Linked DNA regions of Mus musculus: region 2 is linked to region 1. A link is a contact called in ENCODE Hi-C or POLR2A ChIA-PET data. All regions are on one chromosome and are shown on one strand. Each heading gives the region's core, a stretch centred on a gene start or an enhancer-like site at or near the end of the contact. The rest is flanking DNA. Distances are from core to core; before and after follow the strand shown.

Evidence for each region. Hi-C counts contacts between places; a loop is a spot of excess contacts on that map. ChIA-PET counts read pairs that join two places held with the same protein, here RNA polymerase II (POLR2A).
Region 2: a map of left cerebral cortex shows a loop between it and region 1 (6-fold over the local background). The contact joins the promoter of Dzip1 here to the enhancer-like site in region 1. A Hi-C loop is called at or near these places in 1 of 37 maps with a recorded cell type or tissue (left cerebral cortex). POLR2A ChIA-PET finds 5 or more read pairs at or near these places in 2 of 5 experiments (Patski and embryonic stem cell).

What each region holds. Positions count from the first base shown.
Region 1 is chr14:118,890,159-118,893,031 of GRCm38, forward strand. Dzip1 (DAZ interacting protein 1) reads right to left here. Exons shown (of 22, transcript NM_025943.3): 14 at 1,612-1,674. Among named protein-coding and RNA genes, the nearest start is that of Dzip1, 34 kb to the right of the region's middle. Within about 2 kb of position 1,464, at least 1 of the 3 ENCODE cell types and tissues checked has a DNase peak (open chromatin) inside an H3K27ac peak, as active enhancers do; it is left cerebral cortex, where a contact is called at or near this core.
Region 2 is chr14:118,923,516-118,926,742 of GRCm38, forward strand. It overlaps Dzip1 (DAZ interacting protein 1), which reads right to left and starts at 1,955. Exons shown (of 22, transcript NM_025943.3): 1 at 1,626-1,955; 2 at 910-1,003.

The DNA.
Region 1 (2,873 bases), core at 214-2,713:
TGTCCAAAGCCAGATTTGGAAGAAGTTTGTCAAATAAACTATCATTCTGGATTCTACCTCCAAGAAGGTTCATTTCCTTCAAAAGCACTGAACAAATGCCTTCCTCACGCTTGCAAGACGTGTTTCTTCTTTCAGGCTGGCTGCAAGAAACGCCCCCATCTTCCAGTACTCATCTGCCTTAGCAGATGGGACGTGGATCTGTGAAAGATCTTACACAAAATGTCTCTTGCTTAACATGTTCTCCAGATACCCATCTGATCACAGCACTAAGTCATATTCTGTTAAGTTAATGTTTTTTTCTTTCATCTTCTTCTTTTTTTTTTTTTAAGGCAAGGTCTCACTGTAGCCCAGGCTGGCCTCAAAGCCAGTGACAGAATGGTAAGATTACAAGTGTGAGCCAAAATGTTCACCTATTAATTAAGTTTCACTAAAAACAAAATTAGCCAAATTAGTTTGCATATTAAATAGCAAAAAAAGAAACCCTACAGGAAGACACAGTTTTAATATTTTGCTATTCTTGATCGCTCAGCTGGAAATATAAAGTATATATGGTAATGTTATTACAAGTCAGAGGTTGCCTTAAATCTTACACTTTCAACATTTGTGAGGCTGATTAACTGCCAGTGCTTTAGAAAACTCTTCACACACACACACACACACACACACACACAATTAAAAAATAGGACATTTTTCAAGGTCTACATATTGGAATACTTATTTTTTCACCTCTCTTCCTGAGCCAGAGCTATACAAGGAGACCCTGTCTAGAAAAAGAAAAAAGAAAACAAGAAAAAAACAAAACAAAACAAAACACACTCCCAAAAGAACCCAGAGTGTTTGGGGCAGACACCGGTGGTCACCACCCTTGGGAGGGAGGGAGGGAGGGAGGGAGGGAGGGGCGTGATGAAGCAGACTTCAAGCACAGCTGGAATACACAAAGTCCTGCCTCAAAAACAGATTTTTGTAATAAGAAAAGATAATTACACAATTTTTCATAAGCTTTAAAAATATATAAGTAATTTTAAGGAATGCCAAAAGAAATATGCAAGCAAAATCATTCCTCTAAGGCCTCTGACAGCTCCCGCATCGCATACTGTGGATATTATTTGCTCTATTTCGTACCCGGTGCTTACATCCTGGGTTCATTTTTGACGTTAAGAGTGATTAGGGGACGGGGGCTATGGCTCCCAGGCAGAGCCCTGGTCTAGCATGTGCAAGCCCTGGGTTCCAGCCCCAGCACTGCTACAGAACGGTAATCTGGAAATGGAAACGTTCTCATTCGTTTCAGGCTAACACTGTGAGAGGCCACTCTGGGACACACGGTGTCACGTTGTCAGGGATACGATACACGAGCCCCATCTGTATCAAAATAAAGGATTTCTGCTTTTCCGTTTCCTGACATAAGAAATCTCTCATTAACTTACCCGCAGAAAATTCAATCAAGCAGAAGATTAGGGGACCAAAATAACAAAATGCTGCACATCACACAGGTCGAAACACACAATCCACATCTAGGCGGCTCTTGCTTTCAGTACCGTGCGCTATACAGCGCAGACATGCACTACCAAGGTCCAGACCCGAGTGAACAAGGAAACCCCAAAGCTTCGTTACCTTTTTCCTCCTCTGAAGAAAGTTCTTCTATTGGTTCCAGTATGTGTGAAGAGAACACTTGCTCTGTCAATGAAGAAGAAAAGGAGTTACACGAATACATTTGTTTGCTTCCAAATAATTTATACAGACATACATAGGTATATACAAGCTACTATATGCACATATCCCCCGATATATTTTGCCTAAATAGCAAAGATCTATTGGGAAATACTAAGGCAATAACTTCTGATTTTATTATTTTAGTTTATTTATTTATTTATTTATTTTTAAAGATAGGGTCTTATATAGCTGAGGCTGGCCTTGAACTCTCTTTATAGTGAGCAGTGACCTTTAACCTTGATCCTGCTTCCACCTCCTACACGGTTGGGTTGTGAGCATGGTCCACCATGCCTGGCTGAGGCGGCAACAACTGGCCACTTTTTCAGGAACTCTCCGATTTCTAGGTATTCTCTATTAACTTCAATTATTTTTAAATTACATATTTCGAGGACTCAAGCCTCTCATGCCTTAATCTCTCGCTGACACATGAGATACAACTTAAAAAGTTCTTTCCCATGAGCCATCTGTTTAAAATACAACAGCAGAGATAAAGCCAAGTAGAAGCCAGACCGTCCGTCCAAGAGGGACGGATTAGAACTTCATAGCACACACCTATGCCTGGCCACCTGCTGGAACTCTTAACTTTTGGCTAGGAGAAGCTGGCAAAGATGAAAAGAGCGAGTAAAACTCGAGTGTGAAGCAAGAGCGGGTAAGCAGTCACACGGAGACACAATCTTACAGATATCCAAGGCCCCAAACTCCAGCTCTGTCTTAGAGAGCCCCCAGGGCGAGGCTACAGGCTGGAGATGAGCCTGGCCTTACAGTAGGGTGAAGTGGAGAGAGCTATCCCATCTCACCCAGGACATGAGTTGGAGACTGGGAAATACGATGCCCGGTTGACTTTTACCAGGGACATGACTTTTATCCATCTGCACAAGGAAATCTGCCAGGAGCTCTATCAAACCAAGCCCCATCCTGGGAAGGGATGAAAGACACATGGGGAAGGTGCTGGGGCAGGGGCCGTGGCGGCATTCGGGATTGAGGCACCGGCAACAGGCAACCATCAAGCTGGCTTACAGGATACACAGCTCACCCACCTGCAGCTCAGAGACCACAGAGCACTTTTCCTCCTGACACTCTTTCACCCGCCTCCCCCCCGTCACCCTAAGCAGTCAAAGAATCTCTAACTATGCTGTATATAAGTGCCAGGCCATCCACCAGGC
Region 2 (3,227 bases), core at 705-3,204, 34 kb after region 1:
TTGACTGTGGTATTAATTATGCGGATGTATGCATCGACGTTTGCCAACTTTAATGGAATTGTATTTTTAAAATTAAGGATGCGTTTTGTGCATTACTCCACAGTAAGGTTACACTTGTTCTTTCCTCAGCCTCTCTAAATGCCTTACTTCCAACGTTCTTTTAAAAGGTCTTGCTCTCCCTCTGTGGGCTGGCAGCTCAGCGTTGACAACTTGTCAGAACACAAACCAGATAACTCGCCCAGTGTATGCAATAGCTTGCCATTCCATTTTTGAAATTAAAAAAAAATGTCATTCAACATATCTTAAAACGGTGAAGTTAAAAACGGATGGGATCTTCGACCTTCAGCTTTCTATGAAGATTTACCGGGCTACAGTATTTACCTTACAAATCTGTGTTGGTGCTGCATTCTTTAAAAAATTCTAGCAGCGACTTGCAGACCCCAGGCCTCTCATTGTAGGGGTCTTCTGGAGGCTGCCTGTGGTTACCTCCGGGATCAAGGAGCTGAGGAAAAGCCAGGCATTCCTCAATCCACCAGGGAGGCCCTGCTTGGACCAACCATCAGGAAAATTTTTTTCTTTCCTAACAACCAAATACGTGAACAGAAGAAAGGAAAATACAATTCACAGTAACTATCTGGAAGTAAAGTTGGAACCAACTATTTTGAGCACTTTCCATAGTAATATAAATAAATCCACATGAAAGTGTCCAGGAAATAAAACATACACTTCATATAAGGCACACATTCACAAGATTCTGAGGCAATAAGAAAATCACATTTTACTGCAACCTAGCACAGAAGCCCTAAGAATATAGACCGTTTTAAAGACTGGTTCTTTCATGTATTTGATGCCTAGCTTAGAACACATCTGCTGACCTTAGCCCTCAGTTTCCCCGTGTGGGTTACGGACCTGGCAGGTTTGTGGATTCTGGGCTCCATCCACTGGGCTGGCAGGATCAGCGGGAACAGGGGAGGTGTGTCGCTCACCGCTGTGTTTCAAGCACCTAGTGCAGAAAGGAAAGGGCGTTTAGAATGTGCTTGGTTAATTAAACAAAAAACAAAAATCAAAAAAACGGTCGACTGACTTAGGTGTTCAGTAAAAAAGATAATGGCTCCAGGCCCATACCCTCCTATTTTCTTTGCCTTTGCCTTGCTAAACGGGTGAACCTTTGCTCTGTTCCAAAGGCTCTCTAGCTGAACCTGGGAGAGGCTCCCGCGCTTCCGCAGCAGACCCAGTAAGAACCGGTGCAGGCCCAAGGTCTTGGCAGTCCATGAGCTTAGGGCATCTGCGGTTAGCCATCCTTACCCCCTAGGTCGAATCCTCCACAAGATGGCCGGAACAGGAAGGCAGGGGGCATACTTTCCTGTTCCCCTACTCCCACCCCAGACTGGGTTCCCAATCCTGTGCAGCCTATGTTCTGGGCACACTGCACTGTACTGCTGGCCTGATGAACCCGAAAAGACAAAGGCTTGGGAAGCCGGGTTGAGGGGAGCTGCAGATCTGCAGTCTTGCGGATCTCAGCAGACAGAATAGGGAAGAAGGCCCGACTTCGCCAACAGAGATGCGAGATGCTCTGTGTGGCTGAAGTCCGGCGGACGCCCGGAGCATCCTAGACCTCGGCTCACCCCAGCTGCGCGCTCCTGGGCGAAAGCCGGGCGCTGCAAGGCACGGGGAGTCACGGGGGATCCAGATCCCGGGATTGCTGCTGGCGCAGAGGCGGGGCTCGCCGAGGCCGAGGAGCAACTGAGCAGCAAGAGGCAGGCGGCTCCTTCTTCCAGGGCGCAAGATAAAGCGTGTCTGGTCCGGGCAAGTTGTGACGAGGCGGGTAGCCCAGCGTCGCTCCTTGTCCTCCCAGGCTCCAGGCCGTGGGTGGTTAAGGCTGCCCCACCCCCCTCCCGCCCCCTCCCCTCTACGGTCTTCTGGTGGCCTCTTCTCTCCGCTTACCCGGCTCCTCTGGCAGCTGGGCGGGACCGCCCGCGCCTAGACCGCAGCACTAAAAAAACGCTCCTCCAATCCCGCAGCTGCTGCAGACACGTGATGCTACGCTGAGCTCTGTTGCTGGCTCTGGGTGCTAGCCCCGGGAAGACTTTTTCAAAAAGAACCCAGATTCACTTCTACAGGGTAGTAATTCTCTCTTTCAGCTCGCTGATTCCTCTGAAGGGCAGCTGTGATTTTTCTTCCCAGAAAAGTTGCATTTTAGCTGGAGATGCCTGCAGATAAAAGAGAGCTTCAAGGGTCTAATGCGGATGTGCTCTAGAGCTAAGAAAAGGTGTGAGCGCCTCTTTAACCTGAAGTTGGAACTATGATCCTGCTGGAGAGGAAGGATCCCCGTATGCTCAATAGTGCCTCTCATAAAAACACCCTATCTAAGGGGATGATATTCACTCACGATGAGTGTTGGATTCTGAAACTAACAAGATGACAGAGCAGAAGTCGGCAGGAACTAGGTTTTTAACACACTTGATGGAAGTCCGTATTCTGCCTTGAGAAGGCTAGGCTGATGGGTTCCATGGCAGGCTTCAGATTAGCAGTTAAGGAGACTAGGCCTAAATCTCTGTTTTTAAGAACTGGGCAATTGGTCCAGGCAAGTCCAGGCCTCAGAAGCTGCCCTGACAGCTGGTCTGAGGCAAGGACAATGGGTCAGCAACAATTTCCAGACCTCCCCAGCTCCCACACCCTGGTAATGGAATGCCCATAGAGATGGACCTAACAGATGGAGGTCACCTACCTCAGCATCCCTTAATGTGCTTTAAATCCGGCCTGCGAGCTCACTTGGTTGACTCTCCATCTTGGAAGTGGGAGAGCCCAGCATGGTGGACTTCTGCAGAATAAAACATTCTGCGTTTACATACTATTTGAGTCCAGGGTATCATTCTTTGGCAAATCATGGACCCTTGCAACCTGAAAACTATCTTATAGCTGGTCTTTCAGTTAACTGAGATCTATTTAAATTCAATTCGAAGAATTAGAAGAAATCACAAATGCGGGAGATATTAGCACAAAATAATGTGCTGGTTAGTTTTCATCAACTTGACATTAACTATGGTCACCTAGGAATACAGAACCTAATTAAAGAATTGCCTCCATCAGATTGGCCTGCAGGCATGTCTGTGGGGCATTTCCTGTGTTACTGTTTGATATGGGAGGGCTCAGCTCACTGTGGGTGGTTCCACTTTTGGGCAGGTGATCCTGAATTCATTCTCCCCCTCCTCCTCTCCCCCTCCCCT